Linked DNA regions of Mus musculus: regions 1, 3, 4, 5 and 6 are each linked to region 2. The links are chromatin loops, found by intact Hi-C in ENCODE. Cell type or tissue: heart. All regions are shown on one strand.

Region 1 (5,000 bases), 130 kb after region 2:
GATGGGAGCTGACAAGATGGTTTGGTGGGTGAAGGCACTTGCTAGCAAGCCTGATACTGGAACCCACATGATACAAAGTGAGACCTGATTCCTTCAAGCTGTTGTCTGACCACCACACATACACCATGAGACACACACACACACACACACACACACACACACACACACACACACATGCCCCAAATAAATACAATGTAATCAGAAACAGAAAAAAAACCAGGAGGTGGATGGCTCAGTAGTTAAGAACACTACCTGATCTTCTGGAGAACCTGGGTTCAATTCCCAGCATCTATATGGTGGCTCACAGCTATTTTAAGCTCCAGTGCACCATCTTCTGGCCCTTGTGGGCACACATGTGCTGCATGGACATATATGTAGGCAAAACACCCATCCACGTGTCATAAAGTAAACATATTAGAACAGAAGAGAGAACTTAGAAACTCACATATGAATTTATGTGTAACTGGTAAATTGTGTGATTGACACCCCAGATTAGTGGGGAAACCCCAGGTGACTTTTAAAATGGTCTCTGGGCAATTGACTTTCACATGGGAAAGTGACAGATCTCTGCTATCATCAGACACCACAACATTCATTTCTCCTAGTTACAAATGTGTGGACAGCTGGAATGTAAAAAGAAAAAAATTAGTAATATTAAAATTTATAATCCCAGCACATAGGAGAAGGATCATTATAAGTTCAAGGACAGGCTGGGCTACACAGTATAGCCCAGACTAAAGAGTAAGTGTCTGAGAAACAGAAAGGAAGGGAAGAAAGGAGGGGGTGGGGGAGGGTGGTTTATAGGAGAATAGTGGGTGTGGTTGGTTGGGTTTTTGTTTTGTTTTATTTTGTTTTGTTTTGTGATTCTATTTTGGTTTGGGTTATGTTGGTTTTTGGTTTTTTGAGACAGGGTTTTTCTGCATAGCTCTGGCTATCCTGGAATTCACTTTGTAAACCAGGGTGGCCTCGAACTCATAGACGTTCATCTGCCTCTGCCTCTTGAGTGCTGGGACTAAAGGCATATGCCACTAGGAGCATGTTTTTTAAAACTTTCTTAGGCCAGTAGAATTTCTAATCTAGATTTCAGAGCAATCCCTTGTTCGTCGGTACATACATCTATACCCAAGAGACCAGTCCCTACATAGAAGATCATATCATATGCCCATGTGCTCCAAGGAGAGTGGACACAAAGGTCTGGTGTGTGAGTGAAACATGGCACAGTCATAAGTAGAATAGCCTCTACTGTTAACTAGAACATATTAAAAGCTGTGTATTAACCTAAGGTGACTGCGGCCAGTGAGAAGGGTGCTGGAAGGCCTACTAGGTAGAAGATGCTCTAGGGCCAGTAAGATGCCCCAGTGGGTAGAGGTGCTTATGTGCAAGCCTAGTGTTTGAGCTCAATTCCCTGAGCCCATGGAAAGGTGGAAGATGAGAATCAGTTTTACAGAGTTGTCTTCTGACCGCCACACATATGCCCATACCATATATACACACAAACGTGTGCGTGCACACACACATGCACACACACACACATGCAGTCACAGTAATGATACTAAATATTTTAAAAACATCATGTAAAGGATATTCAGTATCCAACTCTCTAGTTTCCTTTAGAAACAATGAAAAGGATAAGATGATGCAACAGTAAAGTTTGAGTTCAGTCCCTGAAACTTGTACAGAGACAGAAGGAAAGACCCAACTCTACAGAGTTATCTTCTGAACGCTGCACATTCACCACGGCACACACATTCCAGTAATAGTAAATTAAATTAGTTTTTTTTAAAAAGAGCACTACAGATGTAGACCTACTAATGGCAGGGTTCTATGGACGAAACCACTTACTTCAAGATCAAATTTTGCTTAATAAGATCAGTTGTTTAACAGGAAAAGAAACAACTTCAAAAAATGTGATTTTCTACAAATAACAAAACATAGTATTTTATGCCTTTGTTTTTGCATAAAAGTAGTTGGAGGGACTGGAGAGATGGCTCAGTGGTTTACAGCACTGATTGCTCTTCCAGAGGACCTGAGTTCAAATCCCAGCAACCACATGGTGGCTCACAACCATCTGTAATGGGATCTGATGCCCTCTGGTGTGTCTAAAGACAGTGACAGTGTTCTCACATAAAACAAACAAACAAACAAATAAGCATTAAAAAAAAAAAGTAGTTGGAGATCCCAGGAGGTGGTGGTGCACACCTTTGATCCCAGCACCTGGTAGGTGGATCTCTGAGTTCAAGGTTAGTCTGTTCTACAAAACAGGTTCTAGGACAGCCAGGGCTACATAGAGAAACCTTGTCTTGAAAAACCAGAGGGGGGGGGAAGTAGTTGGAGAAAAGACCCTAAAATCTGGCTGTTGTGTTGATTTGGACAAGTGAGGGATTTCTGGGAAAGGGGGTTTCTGTCTTCTTACTTCTGAACCTTGTAGGGTACATTACTATGCAACCAACCAAACATAAAATGAAGCACACTGGCTAGAAGTCATATGGCACGGAGCCCTGCAGGACACTGTGGCAGTCACCCAAATTTCCACCTAGTTCTGTTTCACTGAAGCAATTTATTTTTCCGAGACAGGGTTTCACTATGTAGCTCTGGCTGTCCTGGAACTGACTATGTAGATCAGGCTGGCCAAAGCAAACATCTAATCAGCAAAGACAAGTCTCATATGCTGTTTCGGTTCTCTGATAGACAGGTAGAATTTAGTCATGGACCACAGGGATCCTGGGAGTAATCACCGTTTGCCAGGCAGAGACAGAAACTTCACAGCTCGACAGAAACTGAAGGAAGACAGGCATGCTGGTACTAGCTTCTGATGCTAGCACCATTGTATATATGAGTGTGTGTGGGTACCGACCATGGGAGACTGCAGGTGCCCTTGGAGGCTGGAAGAGCAATTCAGTGTCAGTCTCAGCTGTTCAGAAACTTTAAGGCTAGCCTGGACTACACAAAGACCCAATCTCAAAACAAACAGACAGACAGAATTCTTCAATCTGAAAACCACACTGGATTGGATCCAGGACAGGAGAAGGCTTAGAGGAATTGAGTAGACCTGAGGGACAAAGAACTAGCAAGTGGAGCCTTGGGAACATACCTAAAGCTCTATATTCTGTCACTGAGTCCCAGGAAAAGAAGCGAACACGGATATAAAGAAATGATAGCCCCAAACTCTCCAAACACAGTAACCAAGCTCACACTCCACCACTGAGCAGTAAACAAGCACCAGGAAAATAACTTGGAAACTTTCAGAAAGCATTTAAAGCTTCACATAGAGGGGTTTGAGAGATGGCTCAGTGGTTAGGATGCTTGCTGCTCTTGTAGAAAACCTGAGTTTGGTTTCCAGCAGTATCCACATTGGGCAGCTTGCAACTACAGGTAATATAGCCCCAGGAGATGGGAAGTCCTCTTCCAGGCTCCAAGGGCACCTTCAATCTTTCATGTGTTTATACCTACACACACACACACACACACACACACACACACACACACACACAAACACACACACACAATTAAGAATAACACTTTAAAAAACTGGCCAGGTGGTGGTGGCACACACCTTTAGTCCCAGAACTCTGGAGTCCAAGTCAGTAGGATCTCTGAGTTTGAAGCTAGCCTGGTCTATAGAGCAAGTTCCAGGAAAGCCATGGCTACACAGAGAAACCCTGTTTCAAAAATACAAAACAAAACATAAACAAATAAAGACCTGCACATAGAGGATGGAGAGGTGACTCAGCAGTTAAGAGTACTGACTACTCTTCCAGAGGACCCAAATACGGTTCCCAGAACCCACATGGCAGCTAAGAACCATCTGTAACCACACTTCCAAGGAATCTGATATCTTCTTCTGACCTTCACTGGCACCAGACACACATGTGGTACATATTCACACATATAAGCAAAACACTCATATACACTTTAAAAAACTGAAAACAAAAACCAAACACTTGTACATAGAGAGGCATCACTGAGAGGCTGGGACGTAGCTCAGTGGAGTGGTGTGTTCCTAGTGTGCGTTAGAGACTGGGTTCCATCCCAGACACCGAAAGAGAAAAAAGAAAAAGAAAAAGGAACATTGGCCAAGCATGGTGATGCATGTCTGTCATACAAGCACTTGGAAGGCAGAGGCAGACAGATCTTTGTGAGTTCAAGGCTAGCCTGATCTACATAGTCAGTTTTAGGATGGATAGCCAGGGCTACATAGAGATCCTGTCTTAGAAATAAAACAAAACAAAACCACAACAACACCATCATACAGAGAGAAAGGCTGTTGCCGAGGCATGACTACAGGGGCTTGGGAATGGCTCAGCAGGTAAAGGTGTTTGCTAACAAGTCTAAAGACCTGAATTCAAGTCCTGGGACCCACATGGTGGAAGGCAAAACCAGACTCCAGCAGGTTGTCCTCCTGCTTCCACACAGGCACCATGGAATGTGCATGCACATACATATACACACTAAAAGATATTATTTAAAAAGCTTCATGAAAGACGAATTCTCCCTGTATTGTAGAGAAATATTTTTTAAAGATTTGTTTTATTTTTATTTGTGGGTACGTGCGTGCAAAAGCAGTGCTTCCGCAGAGCATTCTTACTGCGTGACACTAAGCAACTGACTTGACTTCTCTGAGCCTTAGTTCCCTCTGAAAGAACAGAGTGATACACCAGGGCTTGGTGACACACACCTTTAATCCCAGCATTTGAGAGGCAGAGACAGGTGGATCTCTCTGAGTTTGAGACTAACCTGGTCTTCATAGTGAGTTAGTTCTAGGTCAGCCAAGGCTACACAGTGAGACCTTGTCCCAAAAAAAGGAGAAAAAAAGATTGTACATGTTTTTCTTAGACTGGTTATGGTTAGTTCAGGACCTGGAGGAGCAAAGCAAGACACTGTGGGTGGGAAAGCTGGAACTCTCAAGGGAGGGTGTCACAGGTAGAGAAGGTGTGATGGTTTGCATATGCTTGACCCAGTGAGTGGTGCTACTAGAAGGTATGGCCCTGTTGGAGTAGGTG
Region 2 (5,000 bases):
GTGTAGTTGCACCTGGCTTTAATCCTAGCACTCTGGAGGAACAGACAGCAGAAAATAACAAAGAAGATAGGGCTGTCTGCCAAGCTGCTGAAAGCCCTGCTGCCAAGTCTAACTGCTGGGTTTGATCCTTCGGATCTACGGAGCTGAAGGAGACAAACTTGAAGTTTGATTCTCCACAGCTAGTGTGGCTCTGGCTTTTCTCCAGAGTCCTAGCTGCTCCATATCATGTCCTAACACGAGAGTTCTCAGCCTTCTTCCAGCGGACTTGGGTTATGTGCCACCCTTGTGAGGGTGAGATCCTCAAGAGGGAGAAGATGGCATTATTTCTCTTTCAGGCCTCTATTTTGTCTGTGGACCCAGATCCCAGCCACCTTGTCTCTCAGGCCCTGGGAACTTCTGGGTTTTTCCCAGCTATAACAGGACCTCTTTACTTAAGTCAACAGAATGACCAGAAGTAGGCTGAATCTGTGTCCACCTTGCTTGCATCTGTGTTCTTTTGGCTCCAGCTCATGATCAGCTCTGCATATAAGTATGGCAGTTACTCAAGGAGCCTTTGTCTAACGCCCATGAACTCCTCATGGCTGAGGAGACAAAGAACGGGAGTCTCTGAAGCATCTGTTGGCTTTCGTAGTGTCATGTTCCAGATCCCCCCGAAATGCATGAAAAGTCTCTAGTCATTGTTCTTAGTTTGCAGTGATCCAGGGTGTCAGAATAACATTCTCACAGATCCCTTAACACAGTCACCCCAGCAGGAGGAGCCACCTTTTCGGAACCCCATTATCCCTCAACCAGGACTTATTGGCAGCACCCTATCAGAACTGAGATAGTGATCAACCAGACTACGCTGTGACCAGGACTTCTTAACGATGTAGACCCTTCCCACTCCTCTATTTAAGCCCAAAGCTCATGTTAGTACCTTAAAGATGGGTTGACAGACTTTGTTGCCATTCTTGCCCAAGGACTGTGTGGGTTAAGTCCCTTCCCTGTATTTTTATTTGATTCCTTAGGGGAGATCTCTGTTTCAGGACTCAGCTGGCACAGCCAACATGGTATGTCACCTTTCTGACACTCCCTTCCCAATGCCTTTGCTGGATCTCCTGATGGAAATGATGCCATGACCTATGTCCACCAGTTATGAGTGCTGAGCCCCAAAGGAGATAGAAGCAGATCTGACCCCATCCCATGCAACACAATGGCCTTCAGCTCAGCTGGGAGTTGCATGCATGGAGCCTCAAGGATTTTGCAGAAGAAAGTCACAAGAAGAACCTTCAACCCCACAGCCAGACGTTGGCTTCTACTTATGTTAAGATGAGACCCAAACAACAGGACCCACACAGGTCACTGACTGAGCATAACATAGAGTCTTGATTCTCTGAGTGACCAGCCTCAGAAATTCACCCGTGTCAACTGCAGCTCACCTGTGTGCACCAAATCCCTCCCCCTGGCTTACGTACTCATGATCAGATGACAAGAAAGAATGCTCTGTTCTCTTCTTCCCATTCAGTTCACACCGAAGAACCCAGCTGCTGCACCTGCTCCTCCTGGAGCTTGGTGGGAGGCACCTGGAGAGACACAGATCCACTCTGCTCCTGATGTCCAGGGTGCCTGGACACTCCTCAGCCTCACCTTTACTCTGGACAAATCACTGAGACACAGGCATCCAATAAACAGAGGGTCCCAGAGAGGCTGCAGCCAGGGACACCCTGCCTGAGGGTCTCACCCCACATGCTTTAGAGCCCCAACACTCTGGGTGCCACCTCCCCTCCAGTTCTCACCTGCATGTGTGCTCCAGCTTCTTACCTGCTTCTCTGGCAATGAACTCTGGTGTAGCCCTTGCTGAGCTCATCCTGACCTGAGGGCGTGTCAGGGAGGAGGCGGTCCAAGTACCACCCGTTCTCATACCCAAGGGACTGCATTAATCCAGGAAGAAAACAAACTTCGGGAAAGAGTGTCATTTGCAGGAACTACCCTGAGTCCACACAACAGTGATGAGTTTCTGAGTGACTCCTTCATTAAAACATTTTAATTGAAAGCGGCTTTTAGCTACTTGCCTTAGGAGCACGGGAAGAAAGTCTAGGCTTTTCCTAGGCTAGTCATGGCTGCGGTCAGTGTTTGATTCAGGGCTCAGGGACTGCTCATTTAGGGGGACTTGTCTCCCTGCATGGGACATCACAGGCAAGAAGACTCTGGGCAACCACACAGGGAAAGGCAGGAGCCTAGTGCCCACACTGGACACAGTGCATGGGCTCCACATTCACAGGGTTCCCAGATATCCCTAGTGCCAACGTTAGAGAGAGGATCAGATAACCATGATCCCATGATTGTAGTATCCCTCCGGCAAGGCTTAGGCTACCAGACCGGAGGTAGGGGTCCTTGGGATGGTGGGGCAAGGATGTCCTGTGGTAAGGAATCTTGAAGGGCAGCTAAAGGTTCCGTGTCTCACCCCAAACATTAAAACACCTTTGTTGTCTCAGTGAAAACTCACCGTGAAAGTGAAACTAGGTGATTTGTTTTGAAACCACAAGGCAGGGACAACAACATTACAAGTCTTTCCCAGTGACAGTTCCAACTCTGAGGTCAGTGTCTACAGGTGATGATGCAGCTTAGCCTTCTGGAGAGTCTGTGTGCAAAAATCCCACCCCGGTGTGTACACGGTCTCAGTGTGTATACAGTCCTGCTGTGGTCTCACTGGCAGACACAGCTGCTTGTGTCCTAGCTCCACTAGGAGTCACCTTCTGCACATTCTCTGATCAGAAGTTGTGACATCTCCTGTCTCACCCACAGAGTTTTCAGAGATTTATGCTCCAAGGTCACTCTCAATTTCCTCAGCAGGATCTGCTGAGAATTTAGGAGTGCTGGGTATCTATTTCCTGTTGTCCTCTGTCCTCTGTGGCTTAATCCTATTTTTAATTTCTCTCTCTCTCTTTCTCTCCCTCTCTCCCCCCTCTCTCTCTCTTCCCCCTCTCTCCCCCTCCCTCCTTCTTCCCCTCCCTCCCATCTTCTCCCCTCCCCTTTGTGTGTGTGTGTCCTACCTTAGGCACTATTCACAGTTTTGAAGCAGGGTCTTTTGTTGGCCTGGCTTTCACCAGGTATGCCAGTGAGTCTGAGAGAGCGGTACCTCCTCAGTGCTGGAATTATAACTGTGCACATCATACTCAGCTTTTAATTTTTTTTTTTTACACTGGTTCTGGGGATCAAACTTGGGCCCTCATTTTTGCAAAGCCATTGCTTTACCTACAGAGACATCTCTTCAATCCATCCCTTTGTCTTTCATGCTTTTGGGGTTTCATGAATGATTCTGTGGTCACACAGCGTCATCTGTAGAGATAGATGGCTCATGTCCTCGGGCCATATATGTGTTCTCTTCTTGGGAAGCTGAGTTTTCAGATGTCTCCATATCCTGGTAGCCAACTAGCCTATTTGGATTGACGAGCCAACAGCGATGGGGGAGGGGAAATGAGGTGAGTAGAGTGTTAGTGAAGCCTTGAGGGTGGAGCAGGAGGAAAGATGTGCATAGGGCAGAGGTAGGGGTCAGATTGCAGCTTAGGTCTCTGCTGTCAGGAGCTTGGTCTTGAGGATCATTTTACTTTGGGGTCTGATGTCCTCACATCTGTAAAATATCCCGTGAGGTAAAACACCAGCCTGAATGAGAAAGCCTGGCTTTGACCCTAAAGAAGAGACTCCAGGCTGTGACTGCCCTGGAAGCACAGCAGAGGCAGGTCATCTGGACCAATGGACAGCCAGAAGGCACCACAGAGTGGTCCTTCTCCTAGGACACAAGTGACAAGCTGTGTCCAGACCCAGGGTCAATGACCCTGCTGGCCCTGACCCCCAGAACAGCAGGAGGAGCATGCACTGTCCTAGAATCTACTTACTGTCTTCTCATGCTAATGACAGAGTCGCTGTTCGTCTCTGTGTGGGGGTGATCTCATGGGCACACTGGGACAACTCATGTACGCCATCATACAGGGACGCATGGCCCAGAGCACGTTCCTGCCCGAGTGGCAGAACTGTTCACTGTGCTGGTGGTGAGTTTGAGGTCCCATGACACAGAACGCAGTACAGTGTAGGTGCAGACATGTTTCTTGGGACTAGCTTCCTACTCTATGAGGACAAACCTGTGTGAGGGCAGGCAGCATCTGTCCAGGTGTCCTTTGAAGGTTCCTACAAGAATTCTATGTCCTGAGCGACTTCTGTCTTTGACCTTGACAGAGAGGACCAGGATAGGGAGCACCGTGGGACTGGCATTCACTAATCCCCAACAGACAGAACCTGGAAAGACAGGAGCCATAGGGGTGGGAAGAGTGGAGACCTCTGACTCAGTTTCCTTCTGGGATTCCTGTAGCTTCAGGGGACAGAGGGACTTCGTGGTCTTGGAAGCTTCCCCTTTTCAGTAGAGGTTCAGAAATTACTTTTAATGGAGCTTCCTGCATCAGCACCTGTGACTGGTTGAGGAAACACATGACAAGCTTCAGAGACCAGGACACATAGGGCCCTGAGCCTAAGTGTGCAAGGAGACCGGGAGCTAATGGGCTACAACAAGACCCGTGGCTGTCATCATTCGATTTGATTACCTTTAGAATGACCGTGAATCACCTCTCCATATGTCTATGCCAGTATTTCCACAAACATTTAACTGAGGAGGATGTGGGTAGCAGCACCCTATGGGCTGGGATTAGAATTCCAAATTGAACAGCAAGACAAGTGTGGTGGCCTACACCTTGCATCCCAGCACTTGGGAGGCAGAGGCAGGTGAAACTCTGTGAGTTCAAGGCCAGCCTGTTCTACACAGTGAGTTCCAGGACACCAGGGATACACAGAGAAACCTTGTCTTGAAAAACCAAAAAAGGAAAAGAGACAGCGAGCTGAGCTGAGCACCGGCCCTGGGTTTTTCTGTCTCCTGAGAGAACACGACGTTTCCAGTTGCTTCAAGGTTTTGCCACCAGGCCTTCCCCACTGATAGAGCCTGTCCTCAAACTCAGACAAAGCAACCCCTTCTT
Region 3 (5,000 bases), 140 kb after region 2:
TTACAGTTCAGACTGTCAAAGAGCCATCCCATCCCAGAGAGGACCACCAAGGAACACTAACCCCTCAGGAAAGCATTAATAATCCTCAGGTATCGTAGATGTATAGGATCAGGGTGGGGGGTAGGATGCAGAGGACAGGCTTCCTGCTGGGCACTTTAGCAGGAATAGCATGAGGAGAGAGAAGAATGGGGCTCATGGGCCAAATGAGGAGCCACATACTGAGTCTGAATGGCTGGCTGGTCAGAAAATGAAATCTTTCCTTTTTATTTGTTTGTTTGAAGACAGGGTTTCTCTGTATAGTCCTGGCTGTCCTGGAAATCACTTTGTAGATCAGGCTGGCTTCAGAAATCCGCCTGCCTCTGCCTCACGAGTACTGGGATTAAAGGCGTGCACCACCACACCCTGAGAAATCTTTCCTTTTTAAGATCTTGTTTTTTTAAATCCACACACAGAAAACTTCAGTATCAGCTGCTTCTGAGCTGGTATTTATGAGCCACAGAGATACTGATTGTCAGGTAGGGCCGGAGGAGCCCTTGTCTCCACAGCAGGGGAAGCTTCCTGGAGGAGGCTGGGCCTCTAGACTGCTCCATCATCAGAAACATTGCTAAGGCCACAGCATTTCCTCAGAGGAAGCAGGAAGGAGGACGCCTGCCCTCTGACCCCCCAAACCCCTGAGGATGGTTCACAGAACTGTGGGGGTTCTCTAGACTCTGTTGTTGCCCTGGCTCACCCCCCCATTCACTGCTCAACCCAACTCCTGGATGCCCTAGACAAAGTGCAGAGGTGCATGGGTACCTGCGAATCTGCTCCGCCTCCTCCCTGGTGATGACGATGTCAGTGACACCTCTGCCACACTTCCTGGGGGTACAGCCTGGAGGGTGACAGCCAAGGAGAAATGCTGACTTCTGCCCGAGGATCATGGCCAAGCTGACAAAGTCTTCTACCATGACCAGGGAGGGCCAGTTTGGTTAAAACACCTAGTTAAAAGCCAACTTCAGATAAAAAGTAACTTTTCACTGCGATTTCGCCCTATGCAGAACCTCAGCTCACATCTCCTTCCTGCCAGGTGTCCTGGGCTTCCCACATAGGCTGATCCTGTCACTGCCCCCAAGGCCCGGGGAAACAAGGAAGTCCCCAGACCTTACATTGACATTTTGGTCTTGCTCTGACTTGTTCGTTAGAAACATGGTTTCTCTACGTAGTTCAGGCTGCCTCAAATTTAGGAACTTCCTGCCTTAGCCTCCTGAGTTATAGGCCTGGGCTAACATACTAACTGGCAATGTCCTTAGCCTGCTTGCTTGCTAGAGTCCCTTTAGAAAGTTCTGACACAGCCCAAGCTGAGCCTGTCATTCTGGTCACCATCCGTCTCCAGGACCGTAGTACCTGCCTGCCATACTCATTTCTGCATCTCCTTCACCGTGGAGTCATGCAGACAGACACCCAGAGGGCAGAAGTTGGAAGCAGCTCTGACGGGAGAGTTGAGTGTGATGATGTTTAGGGTTGTTGGAGAGATGCCAGGTTGGAGTCGAGCATCTGCAGCAAGCTCGGCAAACAACCGGTCCCTGTATTCTGGCAGCTCCCCTTGCCCTGAGTGAGCTGTGTGCTCTTACATGAGACGGGACTGTAAACTCTGGGGACCTTACTACAAGATATGCTGGCTGGTAAACTGCCATTTACAATTTGTGTGTGTGTGTGTGTGTGTGTGTGTGTGTGTGTTGTAAATTAGAATATTCCAAGTAGACTCCCAGGACAGAGCATCCAACACAACAGAAACATGTTTATTTTATCGACTGCAGAAGGAGAAGAGGATGTGCCCTTTGTCCTTGGCCACCTGGTCCACAAAGTTCTTCCTCTGCAGGTTCACATGTGGCTGAAGGGCTGACTTCTTGTGCATCACAACAGCGCCCCTTTGTGGAAGAACATGGAACCTTTTCTCCATTCACATCCAAAACATTACTTTGAATGTAAAAAAATAAACCACCCTTATAGAGCTAGGCCCAGATTCTACATTTGAGGAACAGAATGCATCTGTGTGATATCGAATGTTCAGGAAAACAGCAGCCCAAGGAGGCCAACACCCCACCCCACCAATCCAGTCCAAAGGTGTGTGCTCTCTAGGCTGTCCTCACCTGGCCCTGAGACCCTGACATTGCAGCTTCCCTCTATTCCCCTGGGCCCAACCTCAGAACTCTGGCTTATAACTAGCGTGTAGAGGTCGGAGAACTACAGACAGCAGTTGGTTCTCTCCTACTGTGTAGGTTCAGGATACTGAACTCAGGTCATCCAGTTTGTGTTACGTGTTTTAACAGCTAAGCCATCTGGCTGACCCTTTCTTGGCTCCCTAATTCTGTTACCTCTCTGCAGGCAGCCTCTGGGCACAGAAGCCTGATAAGGTGCTGCCTGCATCTGAGTGGCACTGGAAGCCAACTCTGAAACATCTTTATTTTCCAACCAAGCGTGAGCTTGCCTATCTGGGAAGGGAAGGCTTGTCTCTGCCCACATATATTGTTTTAACTGTAGCAAAAGTCAATGCTGAGTTTCATTTCTGTCACGTCCTGTGTGTCTGGGTATAACTATATGCACATAACCGCAGGTGCCTGCAGGAGAAGTTGGATCTCCTGAAGGTGAAGTTACAGGCAGCTGTGAGCTGCCAGTCAAGGGTGTTAGGAACTGATATCTGGTCTTCTGGAAATTCAACAAATGTTCTTGAATGCTGAGCCATGTCTCCAGCCCCTACCAGCCACTCTAATTTACTGAGAAGCCGGTGGCACATACCTTCAAACCTTCGGTGACCATCGTAGTCCTCAGAGCAGGGAACCTCAATGAACCTGCCTTCTAGGACCTCACCACGACGGGCCACAACCTCAGCAACATCATCATCGATCCCCACACTACTCCAGAGCAGACATGTGACCAGAGCAAGGCCGACCCCAAAGGCCACAATCCTTAGCCATGTCCTCTGTGCCTCCCGAGGCAGCCGGTCCTTCTTGGTACTAAAGAAAGAGACGATAACCAGCCACTGGATGCAGCCATCATACTAAGCATGCCAATCAAACTCACAAGATGTTCACACTGGATGCCACCAGGCTTGGGCTGTGTCTACACTGATCTCTGATCAAGATGGATGCATCCCATCAATCCTGAGATATGGGAAGTACTTGTAAGCTAATTATGAGGCAGCTGGTGGGAAGTAGGGCATCTACTTCCATCCACAACTCAAGCTTATCAGGATGCCCACCATCACCACCCCTCAGAAGAGCTTCCCAGGCAGTATATGGACCTGTCTTCTCTGACCAGACAGGGCTGAATATGTGCTTCAATGGGCAAAAAAATTGTGGGCTGACCATAGGTAATTTCTGTCCAGCCCACAGAGCACCTATTTGGAGGATTGTCAGGGCATGTGAGTCTCTGATCACTCATGCATCCATATATGACTGCCCCATCCCAAGCCTGTGTTTCTACACGAACACATGTGTACGTAAACCAGCGTACATGAAGCATATCTACTTAACTCAAATCATAAACCTGGAGCCAGAAAGAGCACAGAAGAATGTCAGAAATGATATGTGTAAGTTTCCTCTACGACCCAGGTCTGTGTGGTCCGGTCCCTGATGAAGCTGTGTCTGTGTCTCTACACTTCTGTGTGTATAACTAGAGTGGCTGAGCTCTGCTGTCCAGGAAAGGTCTCAAAATACATGCAGAATTGTCAGAGTTAGGTCCCTGTCCCTAAGGACTCCGTTTCTTAGTTACCATTTCAGGTGTGGGTTTGACAGAGGCTCACAAGGCCAGTTTTGGATAGGTGAGGTGTGAAAGGCTGGGATGAGGTAACCAGCAGAGATGTGAGGAGACAGACCATGTAGTGGGTGGGGAGTCCTAAAGGCTCAAAAAGGGTCCCTAGCGAGAGAAACCTGTTCACGTGACTGAATGCAGCTCGACTCCAAGAAGAGGTTTCCTGTGGGCAGGGCCTCTGTGCAGAGCTTGGAGGTGGGCAGCCACGTGGACATTTTCACTATAGAAAGGATGCCGCAGGATACACTAACCAAGTCACGCCCCAACACATCAATCACGCCCACACTACCACGCCCTCTCTCTAAATTAAGCCTGCTCAAGTCTCAGTAGGGCTGGTCCCACCTGTCACCTCTAGCCAGGGACCAACCCAGACACGAGTCAGACCCCGCCTTGTCATGAGCACGTCCCACCCCTGTTAGGTCCCACCCCTGGGATGGCCACGCCTCACTCTGCCAAGGACACAGCAATCAAGACCACGCTCTGCCTCCCTCCGACCCCGCCCTCGGAGTGGCCACGCCCACACACACCAGTCAGGCTCCGCCCGCTGTGGCGCGCGGCCTCCCGGTCCCTAAGGATCCCGCTACCTGGTCGCGCGCCGGCGCTCTGCAGCACTACTTCCCTCGGGAATTCTGGGTGGTCCCCTCCGCTGAGGCGCCATCGGGCCCAGCCGTCGCAGAGCCAGCTACGACACGAGAGCCACCAAACTCGGGGCAATAGCTGCGACAGCGAAAGCGAGGCGGGAACGGGGTCGGGACGCGGGAGCGACGCGCTCGGTCTTCGTCCGGCTCACGGCCAGACGAGAGCAATCGGAGGCCGAGCGGTGGCGGGGGTGGGGTGGGGTGGGGGGAGGCGGAGCCTTCTCGGCCCTTGGCACTGCAACCCTGAGGCACCTGCGGAATTCTGTCTTCTCCTGTAGCTGGGCTGCGGCGGCGACGCGGGTGAGTCAAGCCCACAGCCACCGATTGTGCTGGGCCCGGATGACCTGTCTCCTACGGCCGCCGCCCTCTCCTTTCCCCGGCCCCGAGAGCTGCATTGAGAAGCCTGTCAGGGACTTTGAACTGCCTGAGAGTGGCAGGTCGGGCAGGGTTGGGGATTGAGGGCGAGCGTAGGGGGGGTGTGGTTCCTAAGGCTAGGACTTTTGAGTCCTTGCACAGGACGAGCAGGTGAAATCATGCAACTGGATGCACAACTCTGTAATTCTTTTTAATAAT
Region 4 (5,000 bases), 74 kb after region 2:
CAGAAATTGCCTCATTGTGGGCATAAAATGAACATTGGCAAAGGGCTTTTGGTAATTTTGGGGGAGAAATTAACAACAAATACCTCCAAAGCAAGCAACTTCAGTTTATAAAAGGAACTAATTGGATTCTCCCTCATATAATAAAAGGGACACCAATTTCTCGAGCCTCTACATTCTATACTGATGCAAATAAGTCAAGAAAGGCAGGTTATAAGGCAGAGGAAATAAATGAGGTGACTCAGAGCCCTTAAAATTCAGTTAAAAAATCAGAGCTGTATGCCATTCTTATGGTATCATTAGATTTTCCAGAATCTCTTAATATAGTTACTGTCTCTCTCTCTGTGTCTCTGTCTCTGTCTCTGTCTCTCTCTCCCTCCCTCTCTTTTAGATTTATTTATTTATTTATTATATGTAAATACAATGTGAGCTGTCCTCAGACACTCCAGAAGAGTGAGTCAGATCTTGTTACGGATGGTTCTGAGCCGCCTTGTGGTTGCTGGGAATTGTACTCAGGACCTCTGTGCTCTTAACCTCTTAGCCATTTCTCCAGCTCCTCTAGATCATGTCTTATCCTTTTTTTGATCAGAGTTATATATTGGCATTACAGTTTGATTTGAGAGAGAGCTAGAGAGTGAGAGAGCAAGAACACAGAGCACTCTAGAGGGCGTGTAAGCTGCTGTTAGAAGGGTTCTATGGCCCCAGGAAGCAGAGAATGAGTTTCCCGTGCCTGCCACTCTCTCTGGGGGCTCAGGCTTGTCCTTACTGCTTCCACTGCAGCCATGAACGTCCCTGGTCCAACTTATCAAAGCCCAGCAAGTCTCTGGTGTTGTTGTTAATACCTGAAAGGGGGGGGGGGTCATTTACATCCACATTCCTTTGATTATTTTTAATCCAAAAACAATAAAAGTGGACTAAAATGCACAGTTGTAATTTATAAATGCAACACCCAGCAGTCACACCAGTCCCCCTGCAGCCAGCTCACCAAAGCTGATCTCTTTCATAAACAGCCTTGTCAAATTCTACCAAAAGACCTGCCAGGACTTTGAGCAATGAATGCTGCAGTGAGCCCACAGATCAAGTAGGCAATGAGCGTGTCTTTCCAACAGCTAGTCTTCACAAAGAAGGTGGAAGAACACCCTTCTATCGGCTTAGCACCCTTCTGTTGTCTGTTGTCTTAATAGTTCTCAAATCGGCTCCCACAAAGGTCTTATACATCGTTTTTTTCTATTTATTCCTCAAGACTTGCTATTTTCTGATATAATTGTGTCCTTTTGTTCTGAAGATCGAATCTAGGGCTTTGTTCCCGCTAGGCAAGTGCCCTGGTGCTGAGTAATATCCTCCGCTCTTTTTTTACTTTTTATTTTGAGACAAAATAAGTAAGTATATGCCACTTTTATGCAGGTGTTTGCAGAGGTCAGAGGAAGGGGGGCGAGATGTCCTGGAACGGGAGTTGCAGGAAGTTGTGAAGCACCTAATGTGTGTGCTGGGAGTCAAACTTGGGTCCTCTGGAAGAGGAGCAACCACTCTTAACCACTGAGCCATCTCTCAAGCCTGGCCTTGAAAATTTAATTGGACTCTCAGCCTCCTGAGTGGCCTGGATTACAGGCTTTGGCCACGAGGCTTGGCTTTTAAAATTACTTATGTAGAGTAAAGAAAGGTATCACTATGTAGTCAAACCTGGCATCCGACCACTGGCTTTCTGGGTTGACAAGCATGCATTGCCTTCCCACTATCATGCTTTAGAGCACAGCTTCCTATTTATTGTTGGTACTTAGAAATGCAATGATCATTGTTGCGCTCAGTATGCTGTAAGCCTTCCTCAATGACTGAGTATGACCCCCCTCCTGGATTTTCTATGCACAACTAGTTTTTTCTGTGAATATTAGCTTCTCATCTACATTTGCATTTCCTTTTATTCTCTGACCAGGTGGACCAGGACCCTGATGCAATACTGGCTAGCATAGAGAATCAATACCTACTTCCTCCCCACACTGCGGCTCTCCTGCCTAGAATGACCTTTCCCCTCAGCTTTACTGTCCATGATCTGTGTGGAAGGGTAGTCTCGAAGGAAAACTGCTAATTAAGGTCCAAGTCCACCACGACCGGATGGCCTCTGAGCATAAAATGGGAGACTCCATTGTTAGCAGGCTTCTCTGACCTTGTCCGGGAGATTCTATGCCACCCACACTTAACTCTACCTGAGGAAAGTCATTTAGCATGAAACCCGGAGTTCTCAGCCGGGCGTGGTGGGGCAAGCCTTTAATCCCAGCACTCAGAAGGCAGAGGCAGGCAGGTTTCTGAGTTCGAGGCCAGCCTGGTCTAAAAGTGAGTTCCAGGACAGCCAGGGCTATACAGAGAAACCCTCGAAAAACCAAAAAGCAAACAAACAAAGAAAAAAGAACCCGGAGTTCTCCATGTTAAGGAGGTATCTAGATAGGCTCTGAGTGTTCAGCCAATCATATTCCCCTCCTGGGCATTCCTTCTCGCAAAAGGTACTTAAACCCTAGTTCACCCTGAGTACGATGTATGCATTTACATTCACCATCAGATAAAGCAATTTCGACAAGCAAAGTTGTCTCTTTATCAAGAATCCTGGTAGGGGGAGGCCTTTGGCTTGAAGAGCGAGACTAAACCTCCCGGAGAAAGCCCTCTCTCTCTCAGCCCCTCTGAACTCTGGGACTCACTCGGAACCAAAGCGGTTCTGCCCCACGGGCTGAGGGACCCCCGTTATGAACTGCCGGGCGAGCAGACACATTTTCTGTGGGTAATGAGGAGTCCTAGATAGTGAGAGAGCCCCCCACCTTCTTACCACCAGCACCAGCAGGCTCAGCTCAACAAGCTGCTGGCTTATCAGCCATGAAACTATAGGGATAGCTTAGAGGATCCAGCAAAGAGCAAGGCTGAGTCTGGGTTATTTTCATAACCCTGCTGGACTTGGGCTTGAGAACTGAGACCTTGCTCAGCCTCAGACACAAGAGATTGGATCATCATGGGCAAAGAGATTGTTCAGTCAGGTGGCAAAGCCAGAGGCTCCCCCTGGAGGTACTGGGCATCAGCTCACTGTTCAACGAAGCGCTGCTGCTCTTTCAGCTCCCAACTGTCACTGTCGTCCGTTCCACACCCTCCCTGCCTAAGAATCCCTCCAAGATCTGATGGCATTTCCAGGAACTGAGTATCAAGTGCTTAAGCTTGGCAAGGGCCAAGTGCCTCTGCTTGTCCCACCTCTTCTCAAGTGCACACTTCTCCAGCTGTCGCGGCCACATCTGCTTGATGCCTCCGCTTCCCACAGAGGTGCATGCAGGAGGATTTTCCATGCAGACGTTAACAGGGCCACACCCAAAAGAACCTTCTTGTTTACTGATATGGCTTGAAGGTTCACAAGAGGAGCTCTGCCTCCCCCTCCACCTTGACTGAAATGGTTCTGGTTCTGTCTCCTACTGTCTGCGGCATTCTGCCAGCTGCATTTTTGCTTGTTTATTGTTTGGTCCACTTGGACCTAATTAGGTTTTTTTGGCGGGGCAGGGGCCAAATCTACTTTTTCTTCTAAATTCATGAGTATGTGCTTTACTGAATAACTCACCTTTCCACACAGGTTCCTCTTGGACTAGGACATGGCAGCCAGAGTCAGAGGTAGTTAATCCAACCATGCTCCTGGTGTGGGTGAGCACTGGCCTCACCTACCCCTGTGTACTGCCTCTGTGGATCTTGGTTGGTGTGAGAGGTCAGACATTTACTGCCTTACCTATCAGCTCTCATGATTTTAACAGCTGGTCTTTTATACTATACTACCCAGTAATTAAAAAAAAAATACTTCTAAGTACTGTTTTGTTTATTTGCTTGTCTATGTGTTTCGAGACAGGATCTCATATAGTCTGAGCTGTTTTCAAACTTGCTAAGTGCTTAGACTAGCTAAAAACTTTTTAAAATTTTATTTATTTGTTTGTTGTTTTATGTATATGTATGCACACAGAACCCTGAAAATTTGATCCTCCTGTATCTACCTCCCAATTTGCTGACTGTTTGATTTTAAAAAGCAGTCTTGCTAAAATTTCTTTTCCAACTGGGGTAAGGGAAACTCTCCCTGACAGCTTGCATCCTGCCCCTGTGAAAACTTGAATCACTTTAAATGGAAGAAGAAACAGTAGAGATGGTTTGAAGCCCAGCTGAGGGTACAGAAAATATCTCTCATGTAAATATCTCAGTACACTAAAAAGTGTAAGATGAGACACCTAGGGACCAAAGAAGAGAAACACAATCTCTCTGCGACAGACACAAGCCAACCAGGTACCAGGTATCTGGGTTGCTGCACCAGGACTAACTATGTACAGTTTCTACATCTGGCTCAGTGGCTGTCAACTGCAAACCCCAGTGAGCTAGCACTCAGAATCCCTAGCAGGAAAATGACTTGTATAGGATCCTCCGTGAGAGACAGAATAGCCACAAGCACCTAAGTTTCCCAGCCTGCTGCAGGCAAATCTCTGCTAGCTCAGAAAGCCTAGACGCTGGCCTGAGTTGCTGGACATGAACGCAGTGTGCCTGGGTCTGACTGTGAGCTAGGGCATACTGAGAAGCAAAGGGTTAAAGCCTTAGAAAGGCAACTGCTCAGCTTCCCAGACTAGGAGGAGGCCCAAAAAGGCAGGTTCCTGTAAAGGCCTCCAGCTATCCAGGGTCAGCTAGTCAGAGGCTGCTGGGAAAATGCCTGAGTTCACTGAACACATTTCCTTGTTGGCTTTCTAGGCTCAGCTCTAGTCCTAGTGGGCATCACATTAAATTCTTCTCACAACTGCAGTTCTAAAGAGCAGGGAGGGGCTGGAGAGATGGCTCAGTGGTTAAGAGCACTGACTGCTCTTCCAGAGGTCCTAAGTTCAATTCTAGTAACCACGTGGTGGCTCACAACCACAGCAATGGGATCTGATGCCCTCTTCTGGTGTGTCTGAGTAAAGTGATGGTGTACTCACATACATAAAATAAATCTTTTTTAAAAATAAATAAATCATTTT
Region 5 (5,000 bases), 51 kb after region 2:
ATAATTTTATGGTTGGGGGCATCACCCAACATGTATTAAAGTGTCACAGCATTAGGAAAGTTGAGAACCACTACTGCTGTAGAGAACAGCAACTACCAGTGTGTGCTGGGGAGTGCATATATGATACACAGCTCTGGATGGCTGTCAGACACTGTACAGATCAGGGGCTAGGTAAGGTGGGCCTGCGGACACCCTCCCCTATAGATAGAATCTCCTGTGAACTGCATGGAAGCATCTCCTGTCAATAAAAGAGCTTATGGCCAATAAGTTGAGGGGAGAAATGGGAGATGGCAATTCTGGCAGGGATAGAGAGAGGCATTCTGGGAAAGAGTCAGGCACAAGATACTTGCCTGGAAAGCTGAAAGAGACAGTCGCATAAAACTCAGAAGAGGTGACCAACAATATGGAAGACATAAAATATAAGTTACAAACTAGTCAGAAAACAAGACAAAGCTTATGGCCTAAGCATTTATTCATATAAAAACTAAAGAGGGAAAGAGGCTGGGGGATTAAGTTATGGGCTAATTGGGCAAGAAACCAAAGCTTATGACGTAAGCATTATACCTAACTCCAGTGCCACCCCCAGATAGTCCATTCCATTCTGTGGGGCTGCTCAGAGACGCTCAAAGACAACCTTGTTGTAGTTAGATTCTGGTTCTTCCTCCCAGCCCCGTGCTCCCAAAAATAAGACTCAGACTCAAAATATATTTACAAATACCTTGGTCATATAGCTAGGCTCTTCTCTGACTAGAATCGTAACTTAGGATAACCCGTTTATTTTAACCTACATTCTGCCATGTGGCTGGTTACCTGTGCTCAGGTACCCTGTGGACATCTCCTCACATCTTCCCCGAGCATATCTCCTGCCTGGCTCTATCCCAGAATTCTTTCTGCCTCGGGATGGCCCACCTTCTATTTCCCGCCGAAGCCATAGGCCATCAGATTTACTATTGACAGGTGCCACATCCATACACACATAAGATATTCTTTCTATACCATTTCTTGCCAAACGTGGGATCACACAACTGAAATCCCACTTCACACTTGGGAAGCTGAAGAAAGAGGATTGCTTGGAATTTAAGGCTAGCCAAGAGTACAAGAGTGAAACCCTGGAGCTGGAGAGATGGCTCAGCAGCTTAGAGTGTGTATTGCTTTTGTAGAAGATGCAAGCTCAGGGCCCAGCACCCACATCAGGCAGCTCACAACTTCCTGTAACTCCATCTCTCATGCTTGCAAGCATCCCTAGCATGCTCGGAGCTCTGAGCTCCATCTTCCATAAAACAAGCACATGGCACTGCAGCTGTTGGCAGCTGCTGCTTGTGTTTGTTTTTTGTTTTTTAAATTAATGTGCTAAAACACCATGAGCATAGAAATTTCCAGAAGAATTTATTTGGGCATATGGTTCCAGAAAGTAAGATTCCTTCATGGCAGAAAGGCACAGCAGCAAGCAGCATGTTGGTTAGAACACAAACTCAGAGCTCATACCTTGATTTGCAAGCAGGAGGCAGAGACCTCAAAGTGGTACAAGTCTTTTCCTAAAAGCCTGCCTCTGGTGACATGCTTTCCCCAACGATGCCATGTCTCCTAAGCAGCCCACAACTGGTGCCAGCAACTGGGGGCCAAGTATTCAAATGCTGAAAACTATGTAGGATATCCCTTTCAAACCATTGCATTGCAGTTTCAGAGGACCAAGAGTTTGGTTCTCAGCACCCAGAGCCGGTGGCTCACAACCGGCTGTTAACTCCAGTTGGGACACACACACACACACACACACACACACACACACACACACACACAAATAAAACAAATGGAAATAAATGTGTCAAGGTGCACGGTTGATTAAGCCATGACCACTGAGGGGTGCTAATCAGCACTCATGAATGACAAGAGATGAACAAATAACACAGGTGAGCCTTTGTGTAACTGCCAGGACCCTTGGAGGGGCAGAAGCCACCAACAGGTCATAAAGCTCAGTAGGTGGGGAAAGCAGAGCTTCTGCAGGGCTCCATACCATGCACCCCATCCCACAGCCCAGGGACCATTTTTGTAGAACCCTAGATTAGATTCATGTACTCAGCTCCAGGACAACTAACATTGTGGCCTGTGCATATGACCCAAGCAATTGAGAAGCTGAGGCAGAAAGATGGCTAAATGTTAGACTAGCTTGGGCTTCACAATGGAGAGATGGCACAGTGGTTAAGAGCACTGACTACTCTTCCAGAGGTCTTGAGTTCAAATTGCCACATGGTGGCTGTCTTAGTCAGGGTTTTTATTCCTGCACAAACATCATGACCAAGAAGCAAGTTGGGGAGGAAAGGGTTTATTCAGCTTACACTTCCATACCGAATGCTGTTCATCACCAAGGAAGTCAGGACTGGAATGCAAGCAGGTCAGGAAGCAGGAGCTGATGCAGAGGCCATGGAGGGATATTCTTTACTGGCTTGCTTCCCCTGGCTTGCTCAGCCTGCTTTCTTATAGAACCCAAGACTACCAGGCCAGAGATGGTTCCACTCACAAGGGGCCTTTCCCCCTTGATCACTAGTTGAGAAAATGCCTTACAGTTGGATCTCATGAAGGCATTTCCTCAACTGAAGCTCCTTTCTCTGTGATAACTCCAGCTGTGTCAAGCTGACACAAAACTAGCCAGTACAGTGGCTCACAACCATCTGTAATGAGAGAAGATGCCCTCTACTGGTATGTCTGAAAACAGCTACAGTGTACTTACATATATAATAAATAAATTTTTAAAATAAATTTAAAAAGAAAGAAAAAAACAAAAAAACCCCAACAAACATAAGGTTTTTAAAAAATGAGAAAAAAAAAGAAAGCACAAGGTATATGCTTCAGAAGCCCTGGCCCAGCACGGGTCAGGCAGTGGATGACTCTCATTATTAGGAAAAACGAAAACAAACAAACAAAAAAAAAAACCACTTTTTTTGTTTTGTCTTTTTGAGAGGGCTATCACTAGCCCTGACTGGTTTCAAACTCAGTATGTAGATGAAGGTGACCAAGCTTCTAATGCTACTTCTGGGATTACAAGCCTGTGTGATCTCCTGTCAATCTATGAGATAAGACACTATTCATCAATATATGGAAAAACTACCTCTATTTTAGTCCTGTACATTCCAGTTATGAAGATGTGGCTGATACACTTGAGAAAAACTTACCATGTGACCCAGCAAACAGATGAGAACCCAATGTCCCCTTGCCAGCTCTGTGGGATCTTCAGCCAGTGGGTTAGTTACTCACCCAGGAGAGGAGGCCAACGACCCATGGGGACCCAATGAGGAGACTGCAAAAGACTTCTATGAAAACAGTAACTTTATTAACACAGAAGCATGCACAGGGCACGAACTGAGCAAGTAGCACAAAGCAGTCAACTCTGAATCCAGGACTCACAGCCCCTCAGAAAAAGCCAAGTGCAGAACACGGGGTCAACCAACGTGACTTGGTGTCATACTTCTAGTGTCGCCACCTACAACTAGGGCAGAACTGGGGAAGGACCAGTGACCCATCCCCCATAAGACTTGATACACAAGTCTTTGCCCTGCACATGAAGCTGAGTCTAACCTTCCGAACACTGAACTGTCAACTAGGGACGATGAACCCAGCTTCCCTGAGGCCCCAACCCCAGGCTGATCCACAACCTCCCCTTAATATGATGGACATCCTTCAGGACCTGTGGCTGAGAGGCAACCTCTGGCTCTTCAGTCCCGGGGGGAGGGGGACCTGGGGGTGGTACAAGCACCAGTCCCTCAATTGTGTGGATCAGGGGAGGGGGAACGGAAGCAGGGCAACTCCCTCAGAGATACAACTTCTACCACAAGGAGCCTCTCCCCTGGCTCCCTGCTCCAGGACTCTGGGGTGCTATTGTGCCAGGGCAAATACGAATGCACCTTGAAGCCTCCCTTTTGTAGGCTGCAGTCAGCAGGCACCAGCTCCATCCCCAGCTCTGAGGACTCCAGGACGCTTAGCTTCCAGCGGTGCAGGTCTTGCTGTTCAGGTGCATTCTGCAGCTGGGCCACTCTCACGTCACCAGGGTCCAGCAACACCTGCCAGCGCTGGACACGGGTTCTCACGGCCCAACAGGGAGTCATTGACAGCATGTAGCAAATGGCGTCAAAGCCACCCAGAAGGAAAACGAACTTCAGGCCTACCAACCATGCTTCTGCTTCCAACGGGTCCATGGGCCAGGTGGGGCTCAACTCCAACAATACAGGTTGCCCAGGAGATGGGCTTACATTGAAAATCTCCCACCAGGACAAAGGAGGGATGAGCCAGTGGGAGCAGGGTGAAAGCCCATCAAATCTCCAGGGAAGGGCCTGGGTCCACTCAGCATCCTCAGGACCCAGATCCAGGGGTACAGCTTCCTGAGGCCCCAGCTCAGTGGGCACAGGCTGGGGTCCCTGAGCCCCAGAGCCTGCAGAGACAGAGATGCCATGTGGCAGATGACCTTGGCCCTCTCCCCCACTAAGCCCGGGCCATTCCTCGGGCTCAGACGATGCCTCTGAGAGTTCCATGGGCTCAGCATCCCACACTCCTTCTTCCCAGTCTCCCATCTCCAGCATGTTCTTAACGACGAGGAAAGCTGCCTTGAAGCAAGCAAAGCAGATCTTCATCTGTTCCCCATGGACAAGATGGTACAGCCACGCCCCATAGAGGCAGGACATGCCCTTGGCCCCATGGCGAACGCTGACTGGGGGACACATGGTCAAGAAGTCTGTCTGCAGCTAAGCGGACACACAGAGGAAGACTTGCTCGATGGTCTCAGTAGGACCATAGAGGCTAGAAATAGGTGGAAAAGGTGAGAATGAGAGAAACGGGAGAAAACAGGGCACAGTAGGAGGTCTAGGGGCTTTGGGGCTGCAGGATACGGGGCAGTGGTACGAGAACTGGGTGAGAATTAAATGAATACCTCTCTGGAGAAGTAGACAGGCTTGAGCTTCCAGAAACTTCTTCAGCTTCACACTTGCTCCAATGTCTGGAGAGCTTGAAAGGCA
Region 6 (5,000 bases), 59 kb after region 2:
ATCCCATGGTGGCTCACAACCATCTGAAATGAGATCTGATGCTCTCTTCTGGGGCGTCTGAAGACAGAAACAGTATACTTATATATAATAAAATAAATAGGCTGGAGCAAGCGGGGCCGGAGTGAGCTGGAGGGGGAGAAAAAAAGAGACAGGAGATAAGTTTATTCGGAGGCTATATAAGAGTGTCTATGGCCCTAAAACATATATACCCAGTATTCCATGGTCCAAAGTGGGGAAATCCCAGCTGTATGTCTCAGGTGCTAACTGCTGACATTCTAAACTCCAGGGAGTTAATGGGCCTTGTAGAAGGATCAGTGTAGTTCTGGAAACATTACACAAAACAAAATCCTTTCCAAGACACATTCTCTCTATGTATCCTTGGCTAGCCTGGAATTCTCTATGTAAAGCCAGGCTGGCCTCGAACTCACAGTGATCCTCCTGCCTCTGCCTCCACACTGATGTTTATTTTATTTTTATTGTTACTTGTGTGTGTGTGGGGGGGGGGGGGGAGACATGGTTTCTCTGTGTAGCCCTGGCTGTCTTGGAACTCACTCTGTAGACCAGGCTAGCTTCCACCTCAGAGATCCTCCTGCCTCTGCCTCCCAAGTGCTGAGATTAAAGGTGAGTGCTACCACAGCTTGGCTCTGATGTTTGTGTGTTTGTTTGTTTACACTGTAGCTGTCTTCAGACACACCAGAAGAGGGCATCTGATCCCATTCGAGATGGTTGTGATCGTGTGGTTGGTGGGAGTTGAACTCAGGACCTCTGGAAGAGCAGCCAGTGCTCTTGACCCTGAAGCCATCTCTCCAGCCCTTTGATGTTTATTTTTAGTACAGGATATCTTAGTTTCATTTTCTGTTGCTATGTTCTACCCTGACAGAAGTGACATAAGGAAAGAATGGCTTATTTTAGCTCACAATTTAAATGACAGTCCATCGGGGTGGAGAGGTCAAGGCAGCTAGAGCCTGAAGTATTTGGTTAAATATAACATCTGCAGTCAGAAAACAGCTATTAAACCATGCTGGTCTCAGCTTGCTTTCTCCACATCAGTTTAGGTTTGTTTATTATTAAATTTAATTCATTATGTATGATAGAGTGTCCTTGTTGTAAAAAATAAAATTCTTAGGAAGTAATAACTGGCTGCTCAAACCACTATCAGCCTTTCTCGGTGGCGTAGACATTAGGAGGAGAAACTTCAGGCTTGCATGGAGTCCCAGAATTTATATTTAACTTCTCGTTCTCCAAAACTCCTATAAAAAGTCCAAGTATCCCCTTCCCCTTTCACAGGCACCCCTTTCCTGCTGCAGAGTGTCAGCCCCTCACCGTCTGAAATAAACAGTCTCACCAGCTGGAGTCAGGCTGGCTTTTTTTTTTCTGCCTCTGTCTTCTTAACGCTCCTTCCGAAATCTACCTGGGCGTGTAAGAGATGTGCATATTCTTTGGGGTTCATGTGGAGATTAGAGGACAATCTCTGGGAGTCAGTTCTCTCCTCCCACCACATAGAATCCCAGAATTGAACTCAAGTTGTCAGACTGAGCAACCATTTTAGTCTACAGAGTCATCACTTGCTTTCTGACTATATGTGTGTGTGTGTGTGTGTGTGTGTGTGTGTGTGTGTGTATTGCAGGAGGTACCCTGAAAGGGAGTGATTCCACCCACAGTTATGGTGGATCTTCCCATACCTATCAATGCAGCAATAAAATCCCTCACAGCAGCCTAACTTTCAGATAAAGACTCTAAATTCCGACAAAATGACAATAGACAGTAACCACACAGAGTCTTATCTAATGCAGACTGGGCTAAAACAGTAGAGAGATATGAATGTCCTTGACGTCTGATCATCCTCCCTTCAGCTTCCACAATGTCAGGATTATAGGCCTGTGTCACCACACACCTAACCTTTTTGGTCTTTTGTTAGTTGCTGTGTAGTCTACTCATTCCTAAATATTTTTGTTGGCTTGCTTCTTGTCTTAGTCTGCTTGGATGGTGTTAGCAAATAGCACAGCTGGGCTGATTAAATGACAGCAGTGGATTTTCTCATATCTCTTTAAGATGGAATTCCAAGGTCAGGGAGCTGTGAGACAGAGCAGAGGGACCCACTTTCCCTCTGGAGCAAGATTAAACACTACCAAATATTAGTAAATACTTAAGTGTTGTTAGCTGCTTTTAGACTTCTTCTCTGAAGAGCTTTTCTTAATTCTTCATAAACATTCTTCATTTTAAGTGCTTTCTGGGAGAACAGGGGAGGCATTTGATGCGGCCTTTCTTTTGCCTGTCAGGCTGGAGGAAGGACCTATCAGCCAGGCTATATCTTGTTTATTTTATTTTTTTTCTGTTTGAAGAGGCCTTACTATTTTTCCCAGGCAGTCCTCAGACTTGAAGTGATCCTCCTGTCTCAGCCTCCCAAATACTGAAACTGCAGTACTGCTGGCGGGGCTTAACTGTCTTCCTGCAAGCCTAACTGCTAAGAAACAGACCAGTGGCTTCAGAAGACCACTACACTGACAACTAAAGACATACTCCAGCCTTGGCTACCCCAAACAGCCTATACCAGTCAAAGAAAGCTACATTACATCTAGACAAGTCTTGGTAACTGTGCTGGCTAGTTTTGTATCAACTTGACACAGCTGGAGTTATCACAGAAAAAGGAGCTTCAGTTGAGGAAATGCCTCCATGAGATCCAACTGTAAGGCATTTTCTCAATTAGTGATCAAGGGGGAAAGGCCCCTTGTGGGTGGGACCATCTCTGGGCTGGTAGTCTTAGTTCTATAAGAGAGCAGGCTGAGCAAGCCAGGGGAGGCAAGCCAGTAAGAAACATCCCTCCATGGCCTCTGCATCAGCTCCTGCTTCCTGACCTGCTTGAGTTCCAGTCCTGACTTCCTTTGGTGATGAACAGCAATGTGGAAGTGTAAGCCAAATAAACCCTTTCCTCCCCAACTTGCTTCTTGGTCATGATGTTTGTGCAGGAATAGAAACCCTGACTAAGACAGTAACCTCTCCGTGATTATGTAGCCATTTTCAATCAGAAAAGGAGACATTTCTTCTTGTGGCCCCAGATAAGGCCTGGGATTGGCTAAACCACAGTCCCTTATTTAACAACCCCCACCACACTTCTTCTGGCTGTAAAACCAGGTTGTCTATTCACTTTTTCCGTCAGCCAAAAAAGACATCTGTGCTGTGCCTGGTGTTCCAGCACAAGACCCAGGAAAACGTCTTCTCTTGGTCTAGAGAGACGGCTCAGTGGGTAAGAGTGCTTTTTGAACAAGGATGAGGGCCTGTGCTTGGAACACCATGTGCTGGCTAGTTTTGTGCCAGCTATGCAAGATATAGTTATCTAAGAGGAGGAAACCTGAATGGTGAAAATGTCTCCAAAAAATTAGGCTGTAGGCAAGCCCATAGACCATTTTCTTAATAAGCAAATGTTGTAGGAGGGCCCACCCCATTATAGGTGGGGTCACTGACAAGGTGGTATTTGTCGGAGGAACTGCGGTGGTTGAGGGCTTTCCAGGGCTTGAGGGAAGGAATCAATTGAAGCCGAATCAGAAGTAAAAAGGTAGGTTTACTGGGAGGCAGCTTTCAGATGAGTTCACTGATCTCAGTCATGGAGCTGGCAGAGCTGAGAGTTCTACATCTTGATCAGAATTCAGCCAGAAGGAGGCCATCTTCCACAGGCAGCCAGGAAGAGGGTCTCTTCAGCACTAGGTAGAGCTTGAGTACTAGGAGACCTCAAAGCCCACCTACACAGTGACATACTTCCTCTAACAAGGCCACACCTCCTAAAAGTGCCACTTCCCATGGGCCATGCATATTCAGACCACCACAACCAATAAATGTCTTTCACAAAGACTGGCTATACTAATCGGGTAATTCAGCCCTCTTCTCCAAACTTCTATCCAGCCACACTTGAGAAGGCTGCTTTGCTCCACCTGAGGATGCTCCCAGAGAGAAAGTCCCTGGCCTGTGGTCAGTGGCTGATGCAGGCTGAACAGACACAGCAGAAAGGAGACATCAGTCTCACATTCAACAGCAAATGTCCTTGTAACTATTGTCCCTGGATTCTTGCAGTACCTAAACCCTCCTTGGGAGCTTTTCTGCCTGGTCCTCCCACCCCAGCTCTGCTCCAGCTCTCCAGAGCATATCCTGAGACTCATCACTATCTCCCTCCAGTGGCCATAGGAATCCATCCATCATCCAGACAGGCTGTGCCTAAGGGTGGTCTTCATCAAGAGGAGAGAGGGTAACAAGTTTATATTTGATGGAGATGCCTGTGCTGAAGGCCAAGGGTGAAAGCAGGGCACACAGCATCATCCGGTGGTCATTGTCAGGACATCCTGGGAAACAAACTTCACAGAGACACCCCCGCACCCCCACCAAGAAGGACTGTGTGAAATCAGACAAGGCCAGAGCTCAGGAAGAGGTTGCTGCTGTGATGCAGGGGCTGCAGAATGAGGTGAGCTCACCTCGGTTTCAGTAACGCCCTGGCTTTTATTGGTGAAAACATGAGTCCAGACACTATGTGTGCCTCTCTGGACTACTGTTAGGACAGAATGACCTCATGTGTGATTTCCTTTGATGGTGATTTAGAAATGGAAAGTTGAAGGCATTACTTTGGCTCTGTCACCTGTCATTATAACCAACTGCTGCCACACACATAATGGCAGAGCTTACGGCTATCACCATCTATTTGCCTATTGGCTGTTATCATTTATTTGTCTATAATTTATCTGGAGTAGAAATTTTTTTCAGGGAAAAATATGCTATATAGATTGTCTTTTAAAATCTGCAATTACGGGCTGGAGAAATGGCTCAGCAGTTAAGAGAACTGACCGATCTTCCAGAGATCCTAAATTCAATTCCCAGCAACCACATGGTGGCTCACCACCATCTGTAATGAGATCTGATGCCGCCTTCTGGTGTGTCTGAAGACAGCTACAGTGTACTCACATAAATAAGATAAACAAATAAATATTAAAAATAAAAAATAAAATAAAGCCGGGCGT

Evidence for each region. A loop is a pair of places that touch in the nucleus more often than their neighbours do. Peaks named below come from ENCODE experiments on the same cell type or tissue, not always from the same donor. Only the 100,000 strongest peaks of a DNase experiment are listed, where the experiment ranks them.
Region 1: it touches region 2 in a loop (2.2-fold over the local background); 3 of 42 quality-filtered maps call a loop at or near these places.
Region 3: a loop joins it to region 2, with 2.5 times the contacts of the local background. A loop is called at or near these places in 11 of 42 quality-filtered maps.
Region 4: a loop joins it to region 2, with 2.1 times the contacts of the local background. A loop is called at or near these places in 10 of 42 quality-filtered maps.
Region 5: a loop joins it to region 2, with 2.3 times the contacts of the local background. A loop is called at or near these places in 8 of 42 quality-filtered maps.
Region 6: a loop joins it to region 2, with 2.2 times the contacts of the local background. A loop is called at or near these places in 11 of 42 quality-filtered maps.

Annotation. Positions count from the first base shown.
Region 1 is chr11:121,187,352-121,192,351 of GRCm38, forward strand. All of the region lies in intron 7 of Ogfod3 (2-oxoglutarate and iron-dependent oxygenase domain containing 3), which reads right to left. Among named protein-coding and RNA genes, the nearest start is that of Ogfod3, 15 kb to the right of the region's middle. In heart, no CTCF peak of the experiment used is centred here; a DNase peak (open chromatin) is centred at 2,520.
Region 2 is chr11:121,061,742-121,066,741 of GRCm38, forward strand. Sectm1b (secreted and transmembrane 1B) reads right to left here and starts at 1,828. Exons shown (of 5, transcript NM_026907.3): 1 at 1,776-1,828; 2 at 1,455-1,562. In heart, a CTCF peak has its summit at 2,716; no DNase peak of the experiment used is centred here; H3K27me3 peaks cover 1,996 bases.
Region 3 is chr11:121,200,116-121,205,115 of GRCm38, forward strand. Ogfod3 (2-oxoglutarate and iron-dependent oxygenase domain containing 3) reads right to left here and starts at 4,533. Exons shown (of 9, transcript NM_025402.2): 1 at 4,374-4,533; 2 at 2,776-2,993; 3 at 796-871. The coding sequence starts at 4,447. It also overlaps a transcript of Hexdc not described here. In heart, a CTCF peak has its summit at 1,913; a DNase peak (open chromatin) is centred at 4,276; H3K4me3 peaks cover 1,387 bases; H3K27ac peaks cover 1,382 bases.
Region 4 is chr11:121,135,875-121,140,874 of GRCm38, forward strand. No RefSeq gene overlaps it. Among named protein-coding and RNA genes, the nearest start is that of Tex19.1, 7.8 kb to the right of the region's middle. In heart, a CTCF peak has its summit at 3,038 (motif pointing left); no DNase peak of the experiment used is centred here; H3K27me3 peaks cover 872 bases.
Region 5 is chr11:121,112,912-121,117,911 of GRCm38, forward strand. It overlaps Tex19.2 (testis expressed gene 19.2), which reads right to left. Exons shown (of 3, transcript NM_027622.3): 2 at 4,916-4,989; 3 at 3,304-4,785. The coding sequence starts at 4,709. The coding sequence ends at 3,756. Among named protein-coding and RNA genes, the nearest start is that of Tex19.2, 3.3 kb to the right of the region's middle. In heart, a CTCF peak has its summit at 2,716 (motif pointing left); no DNase peak of the experiment used is centred here; H3K27ac peaks cover 35 bases; H3K27me3 peaks cover 1,963 bases.
Region 6 is chr11:121,120,451-121,125,450 of GRCm38, forward strand. No RefSeq gene overlaps it. Among named protein-coding and RNA genes, the nearest start is that of Tex19.2, 4.3 kb to the left of the region's middle. In heart, no CTCF peak of the experiment used is centred here; no DNase peak of the experiment used is centred here; H3K27ac peaks cover 2,349 bases.